2 separate regions of the Homo sapiens genome follow, and region 2 is linked to region 1. Evidence: chromatin contacts called from ENCODE Hi-C data. All regions are on one chromosome and are shown on one strand. The core of a region is the stretch at or near the end of the contact, and the rest is flanking DNA. Distances in the headings are between cores, read along the strand shown. Region 1 holds the start of MTPN (myotrophin). Region 2 overlaps TBXAS1 (thromboxane A synthase 1).

What was found. A loop is a pair of places that touch in the nucleus more often than their neighbours do. Pooled maps may share reads with other maps.
Region 2: a map with no recorded cell type shows a loop between it and region 1 (16-fold over the local background). The contact joins the enhancer-like site here to the promoter of MTPN in region 1. A Hi-C loop is called at or near these places in 2 of 37 single-sample maps with no recorded cell type and 2 of 50 pooled maps.

The regions. Positions count from the first base shown.
Region 1 is chr7:135,975,111-135,979,796 of GRCh38, forward strand. MTPN (myotrophin) reads right to left here and starts at 2,249. Exons shown (of 4, transcript NM_145808.4): 1 at 1,919-2,249. The coding sequence starts at 1,990.
Region 2 is chr7:139,914,327-139,918,607 of GRCh38, forward strand. All of the region lies in intron 4 of TBXAS1 (thromboxane A synthase 1), which reads left to right. Among named protein-coding and RNA genes, the nearest start is that of TBXAS1, 87 kb to the left of the region's middle. RefSeq lists enhancers at 1-578, 1,480-2,679, 2,582-2,881. Within about 2 kb of position 2,090, at least 22 of the 41 ENCODE cell types and tissues checked have a DNase peak (open chromatin) inside an H3K27ac peak, as active enhancers do.

The DNA of each region.
Region 1 (4,686 bases), core at 999-3,498:
AGGCTACGGTAGTAATATAGGGAAAATAATCAAATTGAACATGATAACCTAACCTAATTATAAAACTAATTGGAAATAAATTAATCCATCTTTATTGGCATATATTTTCATATAAATATTTTTGTGTAGTTGAGAATTCTTTGGGCACAATTTACCTGCCTGAATGTGGACCCTGGGAATGTCCTACTAGAAATCTTGGTATGATACGCTTTCACAATTAGATCTTAGACTGAGAGATAGTGCGTGGAGCAGTTAAAGAGTTTCAGTTTTGGAGTCAGCAATTTAGTTCTTGCTTCACAATTTACCATCTCCATAACTTTTCTTAAGTATCCTGCATCTCAGTAATCTGTAAAATGGGACCAATAATAGGACTTACTTCCCAGTATTCACAAGGATGACATAAAATAATGTGTCAGGAAAACACTAAATACATTGTGTTATTTTGGTAGCTGTAAGTTCAGTTAGTACTTAATCAACTTTTTGTATTTCAAGTATATCAAACAACCTAGGTTCCACCATGACAGGAAAACAAAAGCCCACTTACTTCCAGAGTATTGCAGTGTCCCACCACTGGTAAGTGTACCAAATAATTTCTACCTTTTAGCTTTATATTGAAATAGCCAATAAGTCAAGTTTCAGTTGGCTACCAGCTGAGAAGGCAGTGACGAGAAGACAGCCTGTCCTAAAACTCCACTGCAAAAAACTAAGCAGGTAAGCAGCATCCAAAAAGTCTAAATTGTAATGGCATTAAATAAAGTAAAAACCTTCAGCAGTTTGCCTTGCACAATCCTGTAAGTTTTAAGAAACTGCTTCGCTTACTTGCTTCCTAACACAGCCTCTGAAGCAAAAACCCAGGTCAGGTCCTATTCTTTGAAGAGTTAAAATCTAGACTGGGTTCTCACACTTTTAGAAGGTGAGCAAGATGCCATCCGTGGTTGTCATAAAATTATACTTGTTTTGGAAGATTCATTTTAGATTATCACTAAATTAAAATCACATGTTAAGTTCTCTCATAATTACAAAGGCACAGTTTCAGGATGGAAAGACAGGCTAGCTTGGAATTTTAAGTTTCCCACTCTGCCACAATGTCGATTCAGTTTTATATTTGGGGCTGAGGTTTGAGTTTGTCTTTCTTCATCATGATTTTACCCCCCAAATACACTGCCACTAAACTGCATTGCTATTTACTACACATGTAAGCATTTCAGGTGAAATCAGGGAGAAGAATGGAATAACTGAAGTTAACATGCTTGTTTAAAAACTATTCAGATACCTTAAACATTCCCAGATGCCAGTTGACAACCTTACCACTTGAAGCAAATATGTATTTGTTGTGGTGGGGGAAAGGAAAAAGGCCACACCCAAAGTTAAGACACCACAGTGAAGTGATACTCAGTTTCAGAATTTTAACTATTTCTATTTTCGGTACTCTTTTCACGGTCAATGAATTCTTCAACTTCACACCAGGCCGAGAGTTAAAAAACATGTTCCTCTGATCCTAATTACTTAGGTTACTTCATTTAGTAATGGGTAAGTCCAAGATGGAGAATTACCTCATTCAAAGAAAGGTTTAAGTAACTTTGGTGTAGAAGAGGGCCAAACTCAAATGATCAGTGCGCAGAAGAAACTCTGGATGAGCCAGACACCACTCCTCCCCTCCCCCAAGAGGCCAGGAAGTCAGGTAGCGCCTAACTGTATTAACGCAGCAGTTACCTGACACAGAACGCTACCAAGTTACCTGGACCCTTCTTTCAGTTTAGCTCCTCCCTAGACGCCCCTCTCTCCTTGGTGCCGCCTCCACCCAGGAAGTCTCTCCTCCCGCCCACCCCCATCCCCGCAGTCCAGCTCCCATCAGCTTCCTCAGCCTCATCTCCAGCCCACCTCCGTGTTCTCGCCTACTCTTCTCATCCCCGCTTACCTTGGCCACATAGTCTTTCACCTCATCCAAGTCTCCGTTTTTCAGGGCCCACATGAACTCCTTGTCGCACATCACTGCAGCGGGGCAGGCCGGTTGGCCGGGCAGAAGATGAGGAGGCGGTGGCAGCAGCAAGCGGATGCCGCCGGGCGAGAGGGAGGCAGGGCCGCGCGAAGCCGGAGAGGAGAAGAAGAGAAGGAGGGTTAGGCTGCCAGGCGGGCGAGGCAGTTGGCCGCGGCGACCGTTCGGGCGGGAGAAAGAAAGTTCTTTTGCGGCCACCGGGCCCAGCAGAGAGGTTCCGCCTGGCCGAGGAGAGGCAGGAACCTTTACACTTCCGGTTCACTCCCCGCTAGGACCCTCCCCCAACTTCCTCTTCCTCTTCTCCTCCGCGGAACGCCTCTCTCTGGGTCCGCGGCGCGAACGCCACTAGTGCGCATGCGCAATGTACAGGCTGCCGGGAAGGCTAGAGTGGAGGGTAGGAGCCGGCGACAAGTGGGCGGGACTGGGAGGCAGAATGAAGGAGGCCCGGGGGAGGTCAAGACAGCGAATGGAGGAAGAGTGAGAGTACTTTCGATGGGATTAGGACGCTTCTGCACCACCATTAATGGGAAAAACTTTACTTTTTAAAAAACATAATCTTGGAGGGCATCTTGCTCAGCTTCTAAAAATGTATAGGAAGAGTGTTTAATTTGAATTCCTTCTTCCTTGCCTTTTCCCCTTCCCTCCCTCCTTTTCACCCCTCCCTCTCTCCGTCATCCAGTCTGACTGGGCTAAAAACGATGGAATAACGCTATTCCTGCCCTCCAGGAAATCTTCAACACTAAAACTACAATGTAAATTGAGTGTGTTAACACTATGTATAATGTTCCCTGGAGCAAAAAACTTAAGTGTGTGGCAGGAAAAAAAAAATTAACTCATCTTCCTGACCAGCAAATGACGTCCAGGCATTCAGTTTGATGCCGTAAAGTGGAGCAAACCAAACTGTCTAGTACAATTTGCGTTTTTTAAATTTACTGTTTGTTTTTAATGGTTTGAAACTTCAGGACTGTTCTGGTGAAGTCAGTTCTGTTCTTCCTAGGGTTTAGTTGTAATGCCATAGTGCATAGCTACCACTTGAATTGTTCCTCACAACCCTAATGATCCAGGCATGCGCACATGAACATAGATCCAATAAAAGCTCTTATTGGAGCTAGAAATATACGTATAATATATATACATATATAACTATTACTATATATAAAACTCATATATATAATCTATTATTTGTAACCCACTAAACACATTAACTAAGCTACTTTACCACCATTGCCGTACAGTGTAGGGGTTCCAAACAGACTCTGGAGCCAAATTGTTTAGTTTGCGATACAGGTCCCACTTCTTGCTAATTTTGTGTCTTCTTGGGCAAGTTACTGAACCCCCTTCTGCTTCAGTTTTCCACTTGTGTAAAATGGGGATGTCAATAGTGTTTGGAAATGTATTTTTTTTTTTTTTGCTATCATTTAGAGTAGAATAGCAAATGGGTTTCAAATCAGAAGAAATCCCTCCAAATATTAACATCTACCTAGATTGTCATTTGTTAATTTTACTCCCTGATAATTAGAAATACAAATCCACATACCCAATAGTGATACGATTTCTGGAAACAAATCTCAAGGGGGAATTTGTTAGGCAAGTCCTAGAATCTCCATCTCTTCTCCAACACACTCCCACCTGTGTGATTTCTGAGTTACATCATGCTGAGAGCTCTTGATTTATATCTTTGGCCGGGTGCAGTGGCTCATGCCTGTAATCCTAGCACCTTGGGAGGACAAGGCTGGAAGATCGCTTGAAGCCAGGAGTTGGAGACCAGCCAGGGCAACAAAATGAGACACCATCTCTACAAAACACAAAGATTAAAAAAATTAGTTGGGTACAGTGGCGGACTTCTGCCTTCCCAGCTACTTGGGAAGCTGAGGCAGGAGGATTACTTGAGCCCTGGAGTTTGAGGCCACAGTAAGCTATGATGGCACCACTGCATTCCAGCCTGGGTGACAGAGCAAGATCATCTAAAAAAAAAATCTTTAACTAGACTTTTCCTATGTGATCTATTCTTATATTTAACTTCTTACTCATTTGGATTTCTCAAACTTAACATGTCCAGAATAGGATCTGGTCTCCTGTAGATGTTAAACCTAGTTGTCCCCCACATATCTCTGTAAATGGCGCTGCCAACCACCCTATCACTAAAACCAGAAACATGGGAGTCATAATCACTCTTCCCATTCTCAACTTTTCTCTTATTCAATCCATCAGTAAATATTTCAAAATATGTCTTAAATTTGTTCATTTCTTGCCATCTTCACTATTACTACTCCCTGCACCCTCACATATCCCCCATCCCTGTCACTGTCATCTCTGTCTACACTGCTATGATGCTATGTGCTATGATAGCCTCCCTGTTGGTGTCCTATTTTCACTCATCCTTTTCTAGATAATTCCCCACTTTGGGAGTTACTCTTTTAAAACTTAAACATGCACTTGTTGTCCTAAGGCCTTTCAAAGGCTTCCTATTGCAGGTAGGTTAAAATCCTAACTACTTGATATGGCCTTCAGGGCCTTCTGTGCACTGACTGCTGATGGTAGGTGATAGTATCTCCTATCTCATGACAGTCCCTTGCCACCCCCATTGTTTCTTTGATTTTGAAATATCTTGTCTTCTGTCAGTTTCAAGCTAAACCAAGCTCATTCCACCCTAAGGCCTTTATGCTTCTTGTTTCTTCTCTGGAATGTTC
Region 2 (4,281 bases), core at 840-3,339, 3.9 Mb after region 1:
GTACCTGGCCACATTTCTTAACTTAAAAAAGAGCTGGGGCAGCTCTTTTTAAAAATATCCATGGAAAGTGGAGCTGAATCAACATGACTCAGCAGAAATGGTCACAACCAGTGGCAGAACTTCTTATTCTTGGCCTCCTCTCAAGGCCTGGAGTTGGGGGATATGATCCACCTTACTGGGCTGTCATAAAGCCACATGGGATCATGCATATAACCTCTCCCTCTACACAGTACTTGGCAGGTGACACATTACTGCTTCTCACAAGAAAACCCTCCACCTCTTCCACACCCATCCAAACTCTTGCTGTTCTTCAAGACACTCCTCAGATACTGCCTCCTCCAGGAAGCCTTCCCTGCCTCCATCCACATGCACTTTTCCCCTTCCCTGAACTCTGGCAGCGCTCACCATGTGTGTCACTCGTTGTCACAGTTGATCCCCTTGTGCCTTCCAGTATTTACAGTGAAGGAGGATATGGCTTTCACTCTAGCTTGATTATTAGCTCTTTAAGGCCAAGAACTGTATCTTGTATTTTTTTTAAACCCCATGACATAAACACATATTGACTCTTCAGCATCCAATATATTCTTGTTCCAACTGAATGGAATTTCCATCAACTTGACATTCCTCCCAGAAGAATGAGGTATTACTTGAACCTGGAGTTGCAATATAGTCTTCTTCGTCTCGGTCATTCACAAACACGTAAAAAGACCCATCATAGATAAGATCTCCAGGAAATCCCAGTGTTTATAGTTTTCCATCTGGGAATGCATCCACTTATGTGTAGCTTTGTTTATGGTCTTTAAGCCAATTCCATATCGATGGTAAAACAACCCTTAGTGACTCAATTTTTTAAAAAACAGTCTTTAAAGTGGGATTTTCTCACAGGTTTTTGAAAGTCAAATTAAATTGGGTTCTGTGGTTCCCTCTTATCCATATGCTTATTTATCTGCTCAAAGAACTCAAGGAGATTAGTGAGACGTGATTTCTCCTTACTGACACCACGTTGCCTTCCCTCTAATAGGCCATGTTTACTTAAGCGTTCAGCAATTCAGCTTTATTATACATTCACTCGGTAAACATTAAATGCTTACTCCATGCAGGCTGCTACCAAACGGTCCCTTGTGATACAGAAAATACCTCGGCATATTAGTTTGATAAATTAAGTGAAAAGGAATTTAAATAATGCATGCTCTCATTCTCCAACAGGGAGAGCCCATGTCTGCTCACAAATTCAGGCTTGAGTTACGTTGAGTTTTGTCCCTGGACAGCCTGGTGGAGAAGGGCCCTGATTTGGGAAGCTGGATTTAGCTCTGAAATTTGACATGAGCCGTAAGCATCCCATGAGGGATCCATAGAGCATATTCACTGGAGGTGGGGGTGATGCAACAGGGAGCTCCCTGACATACAACAACATTGAACAAATGTGTGAATTCAAATATCATCCTGTGAAATATTCTTTTCCAAACTCCAGAACACTGGCTGGAGCAGACTGTGGGTTGGATCCGGAGCGGCAGTTCTTAATGTCATGCTTTCCCATTCACAGTTTTTGGGCCTCTGGAGTCTGTGCAATGTCTCTGCTTCATCTTGCTCATTTTCCACGTGGACCTTGTAGGTCTCTATCAATGTCCTCAGTGCTTCCTGAAACTGCTCCATGATGGTGCAACCACAGCTTATCATTAAACCCAAATCAATCTTCTTGGCACTTATAGAAGCTCAGTCGTCCTGGTACATCAGGACTCGGATGTTTCTATTTAGATATTTTCAATGAGCTCTTCTTTGCTGTCAGGTACGGTACCTAATGAAACCATAGGGCAGCTCTTTTTTAAATATCTGTGGAAAATGGAGCTGAGTCCACATGACTCAGCAGAAATGGTCACAACCAGAGGCAGAACTTCTTGTTCTTGGCCTCCTATCAAGGCCTAGAGTTAGGGAGCTGTGGGAAGGGTGATAAGAGGTAAGCCAGTCTTTGGCCCATGTTAGCTTGGTCTGGTCAGATAGGCATGTCAGGGATGTGTCAAAACACTAAGCCTAGTGCTTTGGAGATGTGGGTTCTGGTCTGGAGTGGCAGTATGGAGTGCCATCTCTCAGGTCCTCATGAGCAACACAGAGGTCACCTCTCCAGGCACAGGTCGAGCCACACCACTGACACACAAGAGTCACGTCCAAAGCCATGTGATGGACGTGGTGGGTGGTTTTATCCCGAACCATCAATACCCGGCACCCTGGCTGCCCCAGGTTCAGCCTCTCAGGGGCTGCTTCACTCGCTCTCCACACAGCTGTGAACATTGCAGGATGAGTCACTGTGAAACCACAAACTCCTTGGCATTGGTGAAGATGACTAAAGTTATAGGCAAATTAGTCACTGGAAACCTTCCTGTCCTCTGTATCTGCAGCAGCCTCCTATCGAAGGAAGAAAAGAGTATGTTGGCTCATTGCAGAGCTAATTGGCAAGGAAAGCTCAATTCAGGGCTACAGGTGAGTCAGACGCCCTTGTGCGGGGGCCACAGGGACCCGCCTGCTGGCATCCATTGAGGAGAGAGGGGCCCTTGGCAGACTTGCCATAAAACCGCCCCCCTTGAACTCATTCCTACACCTGTAACCACTGACAGTTTTTGAAAACTGTTCACCTGGAGTTCCTGGTTCTCTTTCTCTTAAATCAAACATTGAGTAAATGAAGACACTCAGATGTTCAAACATGTGCATCAAGATTTTACTTGTGAGAGTGGTTGCCATGCATGACCTAGGGAAGCTCTCATGGCTTCAGTCAAACCTTGCCAACTTTTTTTAGCTGTGCATTTCTTGAGAAAGGTCAACTCACATTACGGGTCTACAGCTCTGAGCAAGGGAGAAGTTCTTCCTGAAAGCACAAACAGACTACAGAGGGCAGTGAAACCAGAAACACAGGTGTGCAACCTCATTTGCCTGCCCCCGTCTCTATTTTGAGGCCTCTTTGTTTTATGTGACCTCCGTCTCCTTCTCTGCCGCAATCTTCTTCTTATAACACCCACTTTCTTCTTTTAATTTCCCCCTCTTCTAAGCCATAGCCCAGTGGTATGGCGAAAGGTCTTTGCTGTGCATAGGAAACCCTCCAATCTGAACTGGAAGCTTCCTGTTGCAGGATGGGCTGCCCCATTGGAATTCCCAGGTGACAGTCGCAATGGGATGCCTGTCCCCTGCAGGTCTCCCATTTCACCTGCTTTTCTAATGTCTGGACATGGCTAAGTCCTAGAAAAGCCAGATCCATGGCATTACATTTAATCAGTACAACACACTGAGCTTCGTTTCCAACATGGTAGCTAAGTTTTAATTCTAACATCTTTAAAAGTACTGAGTGTCTTGTGATGCCTTGGGAACACAGGAATAGTGTTAAGTGGTGTTGATTCTCAATGCTCAAATGTACTTCTCTCTGCCTTGCAGAGATTTTTCTAAAATTTCAAGACCTTGTTGAAAATGATTTCATATTTTTGTGTCTTACTAGACTCTTGGTTCAGCAGGAAGCTATCTTTATATATTTTTTTAACAAAAAGAAATTAGTAAAAGCTTGCTCTGATATTTATGCCATATTTCCCTAACTTTTGTCGTGGCAGAAGTAGAAATAAGTGTGTAAACCAGGAGATTAATATCTACAATTTAGGCATGAGAATAGAGAAATAAACCATAAAATCAATTCTTATCTCTCAATGGATATATTCCAGAACATTCCATGGAAATCAAGTGACTAAGTCCTGATCCTCCCTGTCTTTCTCCGCCCCAATCTCCTTCTTATGACATTCCCTTTCTTCTTCCCATTTTCCCTCTTCTAAGCCATAGCTCAGTAGTATGGTGAAATGTCTTTGATTTTAGTTTAAAGAAATGAAATCAGATTCCAGATTTGCTACCTCTTATTAGTTGTGTGGCCTTCAGACAATCCTTTAACCTCCTGATTCTCAATTTCCTCCTGTGTAAAATACATTAGACTAGCTAATCCCTAAGGTCTGTTTGGTGCCCAGTTCACGTGACCGTTGGCAGCCACAGGGAGCCACGGAGTCCCACCAGCGTCCCATAGAGCCACTTGGAGCTTCAGGTACAAGGAACAAGCCCCTCTTAGGCCCCCTCAGGAAAATTTATTCTCGCAGCCAAGCATGTCAAGTGCAATATCAGGAACACCCTTGTCCTTCTTGAACACTGCTTCTGGCCAGAAACTCTGCTGAGATCTGTTGGAGAGTTTCCTGCAAAGATAAGAGTTAACAAGCCCCCAGATTCCCTTCCCCGCTCAGGAGGGGCCCTCACTGTCAGCTTTGG